Linked DNA regions of Homo sapiens: region 1 is linked to region 2. A link is an interaction called in ENCODE POLR2A ChIA-PET data of the cell type or tissue named here. Cell type or tissue: Caco-2. All regions are shown on one strand. Links, peaks and the distances in the headings refer to the core of each region. The heading gives the core; the rest is flanking DNA.

Region 1 (8,391 bases), core at 2,667-5,166, 110 kb after region 2:
AAGCCACTGCTCCCGGCCGATGTTTTATTTTGAAAGCGAATGACATAGAACACATGTGAAAAGTGAGGCACTGGGAATTTGCACATCCACGCAAGGGCAGAAATGTAAAAATAATAGACTCTGCAATAGAGCTAGAAATACCATTGCTGAGGTTGGGAGGATGCTGATGGAGAGCTGACATGTGAAGTTCATGGTGCTGTCTTTAGGTACCGATCCCAGATGTGGCTACTTCTGCGAACCTTGCCAGGAGACTTTCATTTTCCCGAAAGCAGGGGTCTTAAGGGGTTTCTGGAAATAAAGCATTATGTTGTTGGCACTGCTTTTATCAGTAGGGTTTAGGGGCTTTCCAAACCTTGACCAGAGCCCCAGGGTCACCTAAGGGGTAGCTTGGAGCTGGGCTTGACCCTCCACCTCTCACACCCTGTAGGGGTGGCTTTGACTGTCCAAGATTCCTGGCTGGGTTGGAATTTTGAGGGAATGGTGGAAGGTTCAAATGACAACAGGAATAAACCAATGGGAAACTGGCCCACCACAGCCCAGGAAGAAGCTCTTGGGTTTTTTTGTATTTTGGTTTTTTGTTTTCACATTGACTCAAATCCCTAAGACTCTAGATTCTGAATGTCATTTAGGCAGCAAACCTTCCCATATAACTTACTGTTATTATTATTAGGCTATAATTGATTCTTTATAGATCACTGATTATGTGCCATGTAAGTACTGATATGAGGTGGTACAGAAACACGTACTTCATAGGCCAGGCACAGTGGCTTACACCTTTAATCCCAACACTTTGGGAGGCCAAGGTGGGAGGATTGATTGAAGCCCAGAGTTAGAGATCAGCCTGGGCAACATAGTGAGACCTCGTCTCTACAAAACATTACAAAATCAGCAGGATGTGGTGGTGCACGCCTGTAGTCCCAGCTATTCAAGAGGTTGGCTTGAGCCCAGGAGTTTGAGCCTGCAGTGATCTATGATTGTGCCACTGCACTCTAGCCTGGGTGACAGATGGAGACCCCCAACTCTGAAAAACAAAAAGACAGAGAAATATCTACTTCACCTCATAAAGTATTTTTTTTCTTTTTGAGATGGAGTCTAGCTCTGTTGCCCAGGCTGGAGTGCAGAGGAGCGATCTAGGCTCCCTGTACCTCTGCCTCCCAGGTTCACACGATTCTCTTGCCTCAGCCTCCTGAGTAGTGGGGATTACAGTTGTGCACGACCACACCCGACTAATTTTTGTATTTTTAGTAGAGATGGATTTTCCCCATGTTGGCCAGGCTGGTCTCGAACTCCTGACCTCAAGTGATCTGCCCGCCTCAGCCTCCCAAAGTGCTGGGATTACGGGCATGAACCACTGTGCCCAGCCTAAAGTAGAATTTTTATGAGTTTATCGTTATTATTGCCTAGAGAAAATTGCCGATTAGAGAGTTTCAGCAGCTCTCCCAAAGTCAGTGAACTAGACAGAGTGGAAGAGGCAGACTTTGGACCTAGGTCTACCTGACTCCATAATGGGTACTTCTAGCCACTGTCCCAAACTGCCTCTTTGAAGGACAAGGTCCCATTCTCCTGGGGCAATTGAGAGTTAAGGAACAGAGTAGGCTTTTGTTTCTGCCCCTTAGTGCATGTGGTATACCAGTCATCTCTGGTGTCTGTTCAGATTTCATGTTGTGCATCTGGCTCAGGTACCTCCCCTGTGCTAAAGTGTTTCGGGTTGTCATGACTACATCTCTCAGTGATTTCTTTTGGGAAATACACTTCCAGTCTTTAGTTTCTGTTTTGCCGGTGTTGCTGGCCACACGTGTTTTAAATAGTGTTTAGACAGTGGACAGGTTATCTGTAATTTCAGTGAAACTGAAACTGTTTCCTTCTGGCCACATTCGTGAGCATTATCATATAGTTATCTTTTACTGGCATAGAAGAGAAGCAGCCACTGAGCACTGTTCTAGGAGCTTTACACCTTCTGTACTGTTAAGTTTAAACTTTACAACAACTCAGCGAAGTGTACATGCTAAAGTTCTCATTTTATAGACAAAGAAACTGAAACTTGAAGTAATTAACTTTGTCAACTGATAAAGCTAGCAAGTGGAGCCAGGCATGGTAGCTCCTGCCTGTAATCCCAAGACTTTGAGAGGCTTAGGTGTGAGGATCGCTTGAGCACAGGAGTTCAAGACCAGCCTAGGCAACGTAGTGAGACCCTGTCTCTACAAAAAAATTAAAAAATTAGCCAGGCATGGTGGTACGTGACTGTAGTCTCAGCTGCTCTGGGAGCTAAAGGGGGACGATCACTTGAGCCCTGGAGATCAAGGCTGCAGTGTGTTGAGATCATGCCACTGCACTCTAGCCTGGGTCACACAGCAAAACCCTGTCTCAAAAAAAAAAAAAAAAGCTATGTAATGGGGGAGCTAGGATTTGTGAGCCTAGGTCTGTCTGATTCCATACAATTTCCTGTATCTCATACAATTTTCTTTTCCTTTATTTTTTCTGACTTTGAATGCCAGGTGTGTTTCAAGAAAAATGCAATGCTTTTTTTGTTTATTTGTTTTGTTTTGTGTTTTTTGAGATGAAGTCTTACTCTGTTGCCCAGGCTAGAATGCAGTGGCATGATATCCGCTCACTGCAACCTCCACCTCTGGGGTTTAAGCTATTGTCTCATCTCAGCCTCCTGAGTAGCTGGGATTACAGGTGTGCGCCACCACGCCTGGCTAATTTTTTTATTTTTAGTAGAGGCACAGTTTCACCATATTGGCCAGGCTAGTCTCCAACTCCTGACCTCAAGTGATCCGCCCACTTTGGTCTCCCAAAGTGCTGGGATTACAGGCGTAAGCCACCAGGTGCAGCCAGAAAAATGCAGTGCTTTTAATGTCATTAACATAATTTCACCCAGAGTGCATTTGGCTCTTATAATATATGGGGTAATATATAGGGTGTCATGTCTTGATTGCTACATGAAGATGATGCAAAAATAATTGCTACTAGACAAAGTAAGGATTGAGCATATGAATTATTTTTGAGGAATAGTCAAATAGTTGTTTATGTGAAATTTCATAGACCCTGAACATTCATGATTTGATGTTGATGAGGCTTATCTGAGAGCTTCCCTGAAGGTCCAGGCTGGTGTCATGAGCCCTGTGAGGCTGGTCTTCAGGAGAGAGTGAGTCATCAGTCAGTAAATGGTGTGCCCCAGGAATATATGTAAAGGAAAACTGGCCTGGATTCAAATCCTAGCCTTGACATTGACCATGAAACCTTATGTGAGTTATTTGAATTCTTTGAGCCTTAATTTTTTCGTGAGCAAAACAGAGACAACTTAGTTTCTTTCTTGGAGTGCTGTTTTAAGAAATTTCATAAGATCATGCGTGTAAAGTTCCTAGCATAGCAACTGGTCTGTAGTAATCATTCATTGAATATAAGTGTTATGACCTCAAACTGAATTTACTATTTTCATTAAAAATGTGATCGTGTTAAATCTTCAGAATGACTCTGAAAAGTGGTAGAAGTGGCAATAAAACTGAAGGAAAATATATCCTGTGAGTAATATTCCTCGATTTTGGAGAATTTTGTAGGTTTCTTTTATTCTTTGAGAAGAATGAACACCAGAATGGTGAGATCATTAGTATCTCAGAAATGTTTTACATTAACAGAGGTATTATGTGTTATTTTATGTCATATTTATGTTTTATTATGTTATGGTTTTCATTTCATGTTCTCACTAGGCCTCCATGCCAGTGTTGTAAAGTTGACCAAGCAGACATAATTCCCATTTTATGAGGGAGGAAACAATTTCAGAGAGCTTAAAATGTACTGGAGGCTGAACTTTAATCCAGTACTTTCCCCTTCTCTCATTAACACTTCCTGATTTTTCTGGAATTATGGCTCCATTCTAGGGATGCCTGCCAGAATTCATAATAAACAAGTGAGATGGTTGGGGGAATGAAGAAAGCTATTTATATACACACCAAACTGTGTATTCCAGGAAATAAGAGAGTTATTTTCCTGGAATATCAGTAGATGTGTGATAACATTGAGCTACAAGGCTAGCCTGAAACTGGAGCAGATCTTCATTGAGAAGGTACATTGGCAGTAGGATAATCCTAGAATATTTGTGGAGGTTCCCAGACTGTCTTGGGACCTAGAGCTATATTTTGGGTGTTCTTTTGAGTCCTTTGGAGTACAATTAATTCAGACTATGAACACGTCAGGAATCCTGGGCAGGGCAAGTTTAAAAGACCATTTTGGGCAACATTTTACCTGGCTTAAGGTTTTAACATATTCCATGAGATTTTGCTCTTGATCTGCTTTAGGTAACGGTGGTGGTGATCATAGTAGTAGTAGCTGTTGTAGTTGCAGTAAAGTAAGAGCAAATATTTATTGAGCAAGTACTATGTACCAGGCATAATTTTAAACACATTGTCTGTATTATTTTAGTTGATTTGCGAATCTTGATATGCAAGAACAATGATAGTCTCCCCTTTAGAAATGAGGAGATTGAGGCACAGGAGTTAGAAGATCACAGAGCCAATGAGTAGTTGAGTCAAGACTGCCCCAAGGGGACCATCCTGGCTAACACGGTGAAACCCCGTCTCTACTAAAAATACAGAAAAATGAGCCGGGCGTGGTGGTGGACGCCTGTATAGTCCCAGCTACTCGGGAGGCTGAGGCAGGAGAATGGCGTGAACCCGGGAGGCGGAGCTTGCAGTGAGCCGAGATAGCGCCGCTGCAGTCCGGCCTGGACGAAAGAGCGAGACTCCGTCTCAAAAAAAAAAAAAAAAAAAAAAAAAAAAAGATTGCCCCGAGGGAGCCTTGAGCACCTCACTGCTCCGCGCTGGCCCTGACAACTGAAACACACAGCACTAGTGACATCTGTGCACTGCTGGACACACGGGCTAACCTGAAGGAAATGGAACTCACCTTTCAGCACCTCTGAGAGATCATTAATTGGTAAGACCCCATTAACTAAACACTGCTGCTTACCAGTTACTTCTCAGAACACTCCAGTTTCTCTTAGTGAATCTGTTATCTACCATGTTTAACATTTTCTCATAGATTTATTGACTATTTGTATTTTCTAAAAATCATATATTTTTGTCCTTGATCTCTTTTTCTGTTGGTATGTCCATTTTTTTTTTTTGCTACTGATTTACGAGTTCTGTAAACATTAAGGATGTTCATTTGCTTAAATTGCACAAGATCATCAAACAATAAGTATGTTGAATTTGATGTAGCATACATTTCAGAGTTATCATTAGTCTTTTAATTTTACTTTGGTGTTTTTGATATGGAGAATTTTTATTTTTCACGTAGTTTAAGCTATCCACATTTCCTTTACAGTTTGGTCTTGGGCATTATACATGAAAAAGATCAATAATTTTGTCATAGTTGACTGCAGGCTTTATCTTCCTTGCCCTACTATATCCAGTGTATTAGTCTGTTCTCATGCTGGTAATAAAGACATACCTGAGACTGGGTAATTTATAAAGGAAAGAGGTTTGATGGACTCACAGTTCCACATCGCTGGGGAGGCCTCACAATAATGGCTGAAGGCAAATAAGGAGTAAAGTCATGTCTTACATGGCAGCAGGCAAGAGTGCATGTGCAGGGCAACTCCCCTTTATAAAACCATCAGATCCGTGAAACGTATTCACTGTCACAAGAACAGCACAGGAAAGACCCGCCCCCATTATTCAATTACCTCCCACCAGGTCCCTCCCATGACATGTGGGAATTCTGGGAGCTACAATTCAAGATGAGATTTGGGTAGAGACCCAGCCAAGCCGTATCACACTGTAAACCAGCACGAGCTTATTTACTTTTTCTTTTCTCTCCTTATCCTATGCAGGAAGTCACCACATTCTGGTAATTCTTCCTCTTCCTCTCTCTTGCATCAGCTCCTTGTTCTCCATGGCTGTTTCTCTCATCCCAATTAGGCCCTTATTTCCAGACCATCAAAACTTGAGTTTCTGACGTGGTCCCCCAAATTTTCATATATTCAAATCCAGTGTCAGACCTGATTCGTCCTGATTGTTTCTGTTCAAGGAAAAATGAAGACCATTTCATTAACTAACGTTTGGGCTCTGGCAACCTTCACCCACTGGTCTTCTTGCCTCTTGCTTCTTTTCTCCCCCCTGCATTCCCTCCCAGTCCTTGTCAATAAGGTAATTCTCTCCTTAAAAAAAGTTTTCTGGGCCAGGCGTGCTGGTTCACACCTGTAATCCTAGCACTTTGGGAGGCCGAGGCGGATGGATCACTTGAGGTCTGGAGTTCAAAACCAGCCTGGCCAACATGGTGGAACCCCATCTCTACTAAAAAATACAAAAGTTAGCTGGGTGTGGTGGCTCATGCCTGTAGTCCCCGGTACTCAGGAGGCTGAGGCAGGAGAATCGCTGGAACCCGGGAGGCAGAGTTTGCAGTGAGCTGAGATCGTGCCACTGCACTCCAGCCTGGGTGACAGAGTGAGACTATGTCTCAAAAAAAAAAAAAAAAAAGAAAAGGAAGTTTTCTGTATCTCAGCCGCACCCCTTAAAAATCTCCTCTTCCCCTTGCTTGTAAATCAAATATTGACATTATTCCACAGAATCCTGGAGCTGGGCAAACTCTTACTGTTCGTCTTCAAAATGATTTCTCACAATACAAATACCTCTGATTCTACAGAGAACTCACTACTTTCTGTGGCTCTTCGTAGAACAGCCTTCTTTATTACCTTGTGTTGAAACAATACCTATCACTATATAGCTCTCTTTCTCATCCACTTTGTAGACTTCACCTCCTCTGCCCTTTCTTTCTCCATGGCCAGGAGCTGTCACATTACTGCCTAATTCCCCATTTCTATTGCTTTTTGAACACTCCCATCAGCTCGCATAATATAAACTGCCACTTGTATGGTGACAGCTCCCCAAATTGTGTCTCCAGGGGTGACTTCTCTGAGCTTACTGTATCCTTGTTAAATTTTTGCAACATTTGAAGGCAGTGGCATCATTCTGCCATCTCAACCACGCCACATCTCAGTCTGCTAAGTTTTCTCTTCTCCAATGGGCAGAGTTCCATCAACCATTCCTATCCCATGATTTCTGGACCTTTGACTCTTTTGAAAGTCTCCTTGGGATGCTGGCTGGATTTTTAATGCCTCGATATTATCTCAGTGACACCCTGATGTCCTCTTGATGTGGCTACTGACTTCGTGTATTGATATAATGCAATTGGCTTCCACTGCAATGATGTCACCTATTTCATAACAGAGTGTATGATTGACTAAACCTAGTTTTACTAGAAATCCTCTGGGTTAATAGTGATCCATGAGTCTGCTCTATGGGTTTGTTTAAATAGGTATATATTTACCTATCTGAATTTCATATATATATATATATATATATATATATATATATATATATATATACACACATACATATATATATATATTTAGGTTTTATTATATATAAATATATATATTTAGGTTTTTGTCGAGACAGGGTCTTGCTCTGTCACCCGGGTTGGAGTGCAGTGGCATGATCATAGCTCACTCCAGCCTCAACTTCCCAGGCTCAAGTGATCCTCCCTGAGTAGCTGGGCTACAGGTGTGCACTATGACACCTGACTAATTTTTAAATTTCCTGTAGAGACAGGATTTGCTAGGTTGCCCGGCTGGTCTCGAACTCCTGAACTCAGGCAATCCATCTGCCTCGGCCTCCCAAAGTGCTTGGATTATAGACATGAGCCACCATGCCCAGCCTCCCTACACGAATTCTTCATGTTAGCCAGCATTATTTCCAGGCTACTGCAGGTACAAGCCTTTGTGCTCAGGTACTGCCTCCATCCTCAGGGACTCTGTAGTCCACTGTGGAGTCTGGATAGTTGCATATGAAGAAACTAGAAAATGATATAAACCAATTTATAACAAACCACCAAATTTTATGTGACCCACCACTAGTCCTTTAATATCCCAGAGAAGAGCATCATCAAAACTTAGTGCTTACTGGGCACAGACTTGGTAGGCTGAGGCAAGAAGATTGCTTGAGAGCAGGAGTTTGAGACCACCCTGGGCAACACAGCGAGACCCTGTCTCTACAGGACGTTAAAAAAAAAGTTACCTGGGCATGGTGGTGCATGACTGTAGTCTCTGTTACTTGGGAGGCTGAGGTGGGAGGATCACTTGAGGCCAGGAGTTTGAAACCAGCTTCAGCAACATAGCAAGACCCTGTCTTTCTATTAAAAAAAGAAAAGAAAACCCTCAATGCTGACAGTAAGGGAGATGTCCTATTTGATTCATCCTTCCTACCCATCCCTTTCTACCCTGCCCCATCAGCCCACTACAGTGCCTTGAAGTCAGCAGCTTTTTAGCACATGTGGTTTATGGACTCAGGCTTATTAGAAAAACACTGTGCTTTGGAGTAATCAGAGAAA
Region 2 (8,391 bases), core at 3,588-6,087:
GTAGCTGTACCACCCAGTTCAAACACAGGCACCTTCTTGCCTTTATGCTTTTGTCCTACGCTTATGCTTTCTTTTATCTTTCAACATATCCTTGTGTGTTAAGGCCAACTCAGAATCCAACTTGTTACACCTGAGTCATTTCCTGATTACTGTAGCAAAGGGTTTCTCAGTAGCAACGTTATTGACGGTTTGGGCCAGGTAAATATCTTTGTCATAGGAGTTTGTCCTGTGCAATGTAGGGTGTTCAGCCTTATCCCTGGCCTTTATCCACTAGATGCCGGTGACACCCAGCCCCCACTCATGATTTTAGAAGTCTCAGGACATTGCTAAATGCCCCCTGGAAGGACAAAATACCTCCCAGTTGAGAACCGCTGCACTAGTCCACTCTAATTTCCACCTTCTTACAAAATCCTCTAACTTATTTTAGCATTTTTGCCTTTACCGAATTATTTAGCATTCAAGATAGTTTTATACTCCTTAATGAGAGGTTGCTACATAGGAGGTGTTTAATAATGTTTGTTGAGTTGAGAATGTGTCAGTTGAGCCTGCCAGACATTATACTTCTTCAGTGTAGCAACATTGTTTTGCTCCAGAAAAGCTTACTTTTTAAAGTTGCTCAGGTTTTGGTATTGGACCAATTCTCTTCTCACAATCCTTGTATTGAAATATTACAAAAGGTTTATCTAAGAAGACCCCTCAGAGATTCCCAGTACATAAGCCTTGCACAGAGTCCAGTAGACTCATATTATTTTTTAATAGTATAACATATAGAATACAGTGTATAGAATACACTTAACAATTTTTTCTTTCACCATATCTACCAATGAATATGTCATAACATTAAAGTAACTCATTTGATACAGTTATTTATCACTTAACACTCGTATACATTTGCACATCTTCAAAATTAATTGTCTTCAGTCTTAATCTGAGGCTGAATCAGAAATTCACTGACTGATTTATATAATATAACATTTTTTATAAAGAGACACAATGCTGGTGATAGCTTTTCCCTTGGAAGAAACACCGAAAGATGTTACTAGAATGTGAGCTCTGTGAGGACAGGGATTTTTGTTTGATTTTTTCACTGCCGTATCCCTAGCTGTAGACCAGTTTTTGGCATGCTGAAGAACTTTCAGTAAACATTTATGGAATAAATGAATCTCATTTTGGACATTATAATTCAAGAGCTGAATTTAGAAGAAACGTAAAGATAACTTATTTCATCAAGTTTGTATTTCAAAGTCTCTAGTGACTTCCACCTTGCCAAATCCAATGGTCACTTTCTAGTCCATTTCTTTTTTGATCTCTTAAGCATTCCTCTTTGATATACAGTATTTTATTCATGGGATTTCAGGACACCAAACTTTTTCTCATTTTCTACTTAGCTCCTTTTAAATTTTTTTGCTTCCCCTTTTTGCAACTTCTAAAAGTTGAGTGCCCTGCGGCTCAGTTCCGGAGCCTCTTCTCTCCTTCCACTTTTTTTTTTCCCTTAGAGTATTAGGAAGCAATTTAGCTTAGTGTTAAGAATTCAGACTGGGGCCACACTGCTTGGATTCAGTCCCAGGTTTGCTGCTTACCGGTAGTGTGATTTTTGGCCTAGTTGCTTAGATAATCTGTGTCTCAGTTTCCTTATCTTTAATATGGAATATAAGAGTAATAATAGTTCTTACCTCAGAGAGTTGTTAAGAGGGTTGAGTTAATATTTGTAAAGCACTTAGAAAAATTTCTGTACTTTTTATTAAGTAAGATTTTAAAAAGAACCTCATCTAATTTCTTAGCTTTAAATACCTAGCGTATTCTGGTGACTCCTGGATTTATGTTCTTACTCTCAGCCTCTTGCCTGAGCTCTCGACCTAGATATCCATCTCCTTACTGAGCATCTCCATTTGGATTCTGCTTAGAGTCTAAAAACAAACATTCAAAAACTCAATTCTTAGTTCTTTGCCCAAACCTGCTCATTCCTTCATCCTTGCCCTTCTCAGTAGACGACAACATGATTACTGTTTCCTGTCACTGAGCTCCAATGTCTAGGAGTATCACTGATTCTTCTTATTTCTTCACACTTCACATTCATCCTATCAGCAAGATATTTTGGCTGTACTTTAAAAATATATCCAGAATTTCATTGACAGGTGAAACTAGCTGGACTTCCTGGGTCAAGTGGGGACTTGGAGAACTTTTCGGTCTTACAAGGGGATTGTAAAATGCACCGATCAGTGCTCTGTAAAAACGCACCAATCAGTGCTCTGTAGCTAGCTGGAGGTTTGTAAAATGCACCAATCAGTGCTCTGTAGCTAGCTAGAGGTTTGTAAAATGGACCAATTAGCACTCTGTAAAATGAACCAATCAGCAGGACATGGGCGGGGACAAATAAGAGAATAAAAGCTGGGCACCCTAGCCAGCAGCAGCAACCGGCTCGGGTCCCCTTCCATGCTGTGGAAGCTTTGTTCTTTCACTCTGCACAATAAATCTTGGTGCTGCTCACTCTTTGGGTCCGTGCTACCTTTAAGAGCTGTAACACTCACCACAAAGGTCCGTGGCTTCATTCTTGACGTCAGCGAGACCACAAACCCACCAGAGGGAACAAACTCCGGACACATCATCACCTTTTTCTGTCTCACCATTCTTACCTTACTTCAGTCATTGTTATCTCTTATAGTCAGTGGCAAGAGCCTTCTGGTAGGTTTCTTTGTTACCACTCTTGCCTCTACAATCAGTTCTCATTTACAAAGGTCAGTGATCTTTTAAAAATGTTAGATAATGTCAGTTACCTGCTCAGAGTTCTCTGGTAGCTTCCTATCCTACTTAAAGGGAAATGCAAGTTTTTTTATTGTGGCTCACAATATGGCTTCTTCCTGTGTGTCTGATATGATTATGATCTCCAGACTCACTCTCTTGAATTCCAGGCTTCTTAAATCTGAACGCTCCAAGCTCATTCCTGCCTCTGTAGCTATATGGTACTCTTTGCCTGGGATACTCCTCACCCAGGTATTTGAAGGTCTGGATATTCATCACACCCATTCAGGACTCTGTTCAAACGTCATTTTCTGAGACGCTTTACCTAATAATCTTCTGTAAAAAATATCCTTCTTGGGCTGAATGCAGTGGCTCACGCCAGTAACCCCTACACTTTGGGAGGCTGAGGCAGGAGGATTCCTTGAGGCCAGGAATTGGAGACCAGTCTGGGCAACATAATGAGACCCTGTCTCTACAAACAATAAAAAAGTTAGCTGGCATGGTGGTATGCCTGTAGTCCCATTTACTCGGGATGCTGAATCCAGAGGATTGGTTGAGCCTGGGAGGTCAAGGCTGCAGTGAGCTATGACTGCACTCTTGCCTGGGCAAGAGAGTGAGACCCTGTCTTTAAAAAAAAAAAAAAAAGAATTAAAAAAAATGCATCTTTACCCTCTCACTCTGTTTCTTTGTTCCATTTCTTTTTCTTTATAGTACTTAGTGACCTGACATTAATTGATTGATTATCTTTTGTGTGGAATATAAACTCCATTAAGATGAGAACTTTTCATTTTTTTTCCCCTAATACTTTAGGGATAGTGTCTGGTACATAGAAAGCACTCAAGAATTATTTATCAAATAATGAATTATTGGTGTTTTTCTAGAACATTAGTCTTGTATTTCTATTTGCTGTTCTTTTTTCCCTCCAAAACAAATTCATCTGTCAGAAAACTGAAGTTATCTTTCTAAGTCTGGCTCTTCATTCATTATTTGGTAACATTTTTGTTTGTTTTTAAATCTTTTTTTACATTAATATAGATGGGGTTTTGCCATATTGGCCAGGCTGGTCTTGAACTCCTAGCCTCAAGTGATCTGCCTGCCTCAGCCTCCCAAAGTGCTGGGATTACCGATGTGAGGCACCCGGGCCCAGCCAATTTGGTAATATTTTAGTGTTGTAGTTATCTTGACTTGAAACCCAAGAGGCATCTTTGAATCATTTCCCTGCCTCTGCTAAATCATCATATGTCTTTGTTTCTATAATAGAATATTTGTGTTCCCAGTCAGACTGCTTTGGGCCAGTCCACATCCTACATACTTGGACATTTTTTTAGTCTGCTTTGCTTAGTCCAGTCAGCCTCATAAATCATAAGCTAGATGAATCTTAAATGTTAATGTCACATTCTCCTGAAGTGTGATATGATAGAAAGACCTTGGGCTTTGGGCTTAAATTGCACCTGCAGCATTTACTCTTAGTAAATGGACACAATGTATAGTTGGATAGGTATAGGACCCCTTTGAATTCACTTTCTACTTTGGTAAATAGGGATAGCAATATCCATTATACATCATGCGGATGCTATGAGGATTACTTGTGAAAACACATGACATTCTGACTCTTTACCAGAGTTGAATAGGCTTCAAATATCTCAAGTTCAGCATGTTCAAAACCATTTGAAATTTTTCTTCTCAATTATGCTTTTTGTCTGTTTTGATAGTTGGTACCTAAGTTTACTTAGTCATACAAGTCGTGAACTTGGGAGTAATTCTTGACTTCTGTAGTTGTAATTTTCTACATTCTAAACAACAAATGTATCCTGTCTACCCTGTGCCAGATACCCTGGTACCGAATATGCCCTCAAGGATTCCAGGTTTAGATCACCACTCTCTCAGATTAGTACAGTAGCTTCCAGCTGTTCTTCCCTGCTTCCAGTTTTTCCCTAGTTATTTTCCAGATGGCTGATGGTGATATTTTTAAAATGTGAATGTACGCGTGGCCCCTCCGTTTAAAATATTTCTAGAGAGGGCTGGGCGCGGTGGCTCACGCCTATAATCCCAGCACTTTGGGAGGCCGAGGTGGGCGGATTATGAGGTCAGCAGATCGAGACCATCCTGGCTAACATGGTGAAACCCCATCTCTACTAAAAATACAAAAAATTAGCCGGGCGTAGTGGCGGGCGCCTGTAGTCCCAGCTACTCAGGAGGCTGAGGCAGGAGAATAGCGTGAACCTGGGAGGCGGAGCTTGCGGTGAGCCAAGATCACACCACTGCATTCCAGCCTTGGTGACAGAGCGAGAGTCCGTCTCAAAAAAAAAAAAAAAAAAAAAAAAAAAGTTCTGAAGAATCTACCGCTTTCACAGTACTTTGAACTTTTCAGCAGGGCATGTAAGGCCTCTTATATTTGGCTTCTTTGTGACTCTTGAGCCTCACCTTCCACTTTTTTCTTGCAGGTGTATTTCACTCCTTATTGGTTTTATGCCACTGTGCTCTTCAGGTGTGGATCCTCTGGCTTGACATACCTATTTGTTCATTAATCCTCAGTAGGTTTGTTTTGAGGAGATGATGCATGTAAAGCACTTAGCATAGCACCTGGCATGTAGTAACCAATGGATACGTTTTAGCTCCTTTTATAATCAAGTTAGAAATAGATGTGGGGACTATTGGATTCTAAGGTGTGCAATCAGTTACTGTTAAAACATAGGAGAGAAATGTGAAAATTCAGAATACAAGTATGTTAACCATCTGATATCCACTGGATTAAGAACTTGTATTCTTTGATTCTTCTGTCCCTATTTTACCTCTCCTCTAAGCTGTTTTTTCTAATGCCTTTAGGTTATCATTTCTGTTTTATGTTCCTCTCTGAAATGCTTCCATGCTGTTCTTTTGATACCTACTTCTTTTTCTGGTTAGCAGAGCTTCAGATTACATTTCTTTGCAGATACAGTTTCCAGGAGGATCAGGGATATTAGATGAAAGATTTTTGAAGAATTGATTTGCAAAGAGGATAATTTCTTTCAGACTTACTTTTCCATTGGCCATTTTTAATGAACTGTTACATCTTCGGGCTGACTGAATGACAGTCCTTTCCTCACCACCTAAATGTGATGCGAAGTCCTCCTGTCAGCATTTCTTACCTCCCCAGATCTTTGACAGTGATAAATTTTGAGAAAAATCAAAAGTTGCTGCTTATCAGAAAAAGTTCTCTAATCTTTTGAAAAGACTATTGAAATTCAAATGAGGCTCTGTGTATGTTTTTTCTGGGTACTGCTGGGCAGATTTCTCAATCTCCTCTTTTTGAGTATTAGTGTAAGGATATTCTCAGGATAAAATGAGATCATTATGAAGCTTTGAATTCTTTAGAAGCAAGTCTGTTATTTTTGTCACTTTTCCTTTTCCCACAAACCCTGTTTTTGTCTTAGAAAATAAATAGTTTTGACTTCATTTGCTATTCACAGAACCATGTTGTAGGTAGTTTATATCCTTCTGATTAAAAAAAAAATACTTGTTCTTTTATAACTGAGAAGAATTGTGCCACTGATTTTGATGATTTTGAGACAGCCTCAATAAATGATGTGAACAATTTTAGATTTCTGAAGTGGGTTGTGTTTCTGATCCATCCATACAAATATGAATCAGATGCTGATTCTATTTATGTGTAGGAAAGTAATAAAGTAGTTCATGAGTTTTCAACATAATATCTGCTGATAACTGTATCATATGTTCCTGGATGTATCATTAATCAAGAACTGTAAGATAGCACTCAACTATGATAGTAGGCAATTTATATTTGATCAGATAAACTGTTAACTTTTTAATAAGTTTTAATATGCTTAGCTATTATGTTTTTGAATAAGGTGGCAGGTTTTAGAATTTAAGTGTGTTCTTTTAAAAAATGCACTTAAAAAAAAAACAACCTGCTTGGCTACCAGTCAGTGAGAATGATGAATTAATTATTAAAATGCACTACCAGACCAAAGTAATAACATGCTTTCCTTTTCTAAGATGAAGTAAGTGATATTGTTCAGAATGACTCACTCAATATTCTTGGGCTTTAGAGGGGTTGAGTACCTAGGGAGCAGGCTCTGGGACTCCTCAATCAGAGCACTTCCACTTGGGTTTGCTGTATATATTGGGTTTCTTTTAAGATAAAATTCTCTTATAGTGTTGAATGATAAATAATTTGACTAGTCTTTGTTTCCTAGGAGACAGCCTCTAAATCCTTGGAATTTTCTGAGTGATAAGAGCATCTTTGTTATTTTTGGTGGGCCCCTGGGATAATAGCTTAGTTTATGCTAATAAGATGACTTGGTCTGGGGGCTGGCCACTCCAGAAGGACTAACCATGTGATTAAAGGATTTGGGCTTTGAGTCATAGGACCTCCTGGGAAGGATAGGGACCTGGAGATTAAGTTCCACTGTGTGGTCCTATTTCATAAATCATACCTATATAATGACACCCCAATTGTAGAATCCATGAAGGTACATTTCCCAGTCCATCGAAACCTACACTGAAAAACCGAATATTCCGCGATAAAAACTGGAAACAAGCTATTTGTGAAAATGCTTTGTGATGTGTGGATTCATCTCACAGAGTTAAATGTTTGTTTTGGTAAAACAGGTTGTTTTGATAAAACAGGATAAAAACTCTGAACACTGAAGCTCAGTTAAGCATTCTGGTAGGTGATACACATTGTGGTGATACACACTGATGTATTTGGAGGGTGATGAAGCTTCCTAGCACAGAAGCTTTATGTTTGGAACCCTCCCAGATCTAGCTCCATACAGGTGGTTGTTTGTATCTGGGGGTCTGCATTCATGGATTCAAACAACAGTGGATCAAAACTTGTAGAGGAAAAAATATCATGTCTGTACCGAACACATAGAGACATTTTTCTTGTCATTATGCCCTATACAGTATAGTTATTTACATAACATTTACATTGAATTAGGCATGATAAGTGATCTAGAGAAATTAAAGTATATAGGAGGATGTGCAAAGGCTTTATGCAAATTCAATGCCATTTTATATTAGGGACTTGAGCATCCATACATTTTGGTATCTGTGGAAGATCCTGGAACCAATCTCCCATGTATACCAAGAGACAACTGCGTATCTCTATTGGCTGGTCCTGGTTTGTGTTTTTTGTGATAAAACTCTAATTGTAAGTATAGTACTTTCTATGTGAGTTGCTATGGTGAATTATCAATCCTGAAGGGTAGTGGGAACTTCCAGTTTGTATCCAGTTGGTCAGAAGTGCCTGGGGACCCCAGAGCTTGTGTCTGAGGTTTGAAGTGAAGGGAGTCTTATGGAGAGCTGTGTCTTCAACCTGTGAAGTCTTTGCTGACTGGGTAGTTAGCATCAGAAGTATGCTAGCCCTCTGGGTAGTTAGCAGTGCATTGTAGAGGGTTTCTGCATTTGAAAGTTAAGTTTGAAAACCATTAAACCAGGTATTATTGTTATTATTATTATTATTATTATTTTTGAGACGGAGGCTTGCTCTGTCACCCAGGCTGGAGTGCAGTGGCATGATCTCAGCTCACTGCAAGCTCCACCTCCCAGGTTCACGCCATTCTCCTGCCTCAGCCTCCCAGGTAGCTGGGACTACATGCGCCCACCACCAAGCCTGGCTAATTTTTTGTATTTTTAGTAGAGATGGGG

Evidence for each region. Peaks named below come from ENCODE experiments on the same cell type or tissue, not always from the same donor. Only the 100,000 strongest peaks of a DNase experiment are listed, where the experiment ranks them.
Region 1: POLR2A ChIA-PET joins it to region 2 with 5 read pairs; 6 of 35 experiments call an interaction of 5 or more read pairs at or near these places.

The regions. Positions count from the first base shown.
Region 1 is chr10:17,755,233-17,763,623 of GRCh38, forward strand. All of the region lies in intron 1 of TMEM236 (transmembrane protein 236), which reads left to right. Among named protein-coding and RNA genes, the nearest start is that of TMEM236, 7.2 kb to the left of the region's middle. In Caco-2, for the core only: no CTCF peak of the experiment used is centred there; no DNase peak of the experiment used is centred there.
Region 2 is chr10:17,646,026-17,654,416 of GRCh38, forward strand. The region is part of intron 1 of STAM (signal transducing adaptor molecule); the gene reads left to right. Among named protein-coding and RNA genes, the nearest start is that of STAM, 6.1 kb to the left of the region's middle. In Caco-2, for the core only: no CTCF peak of the experiment used is centred there; a DNase peak (open chromatin) is centred at 4,976; H3K4me3 peaks cover 171 bases.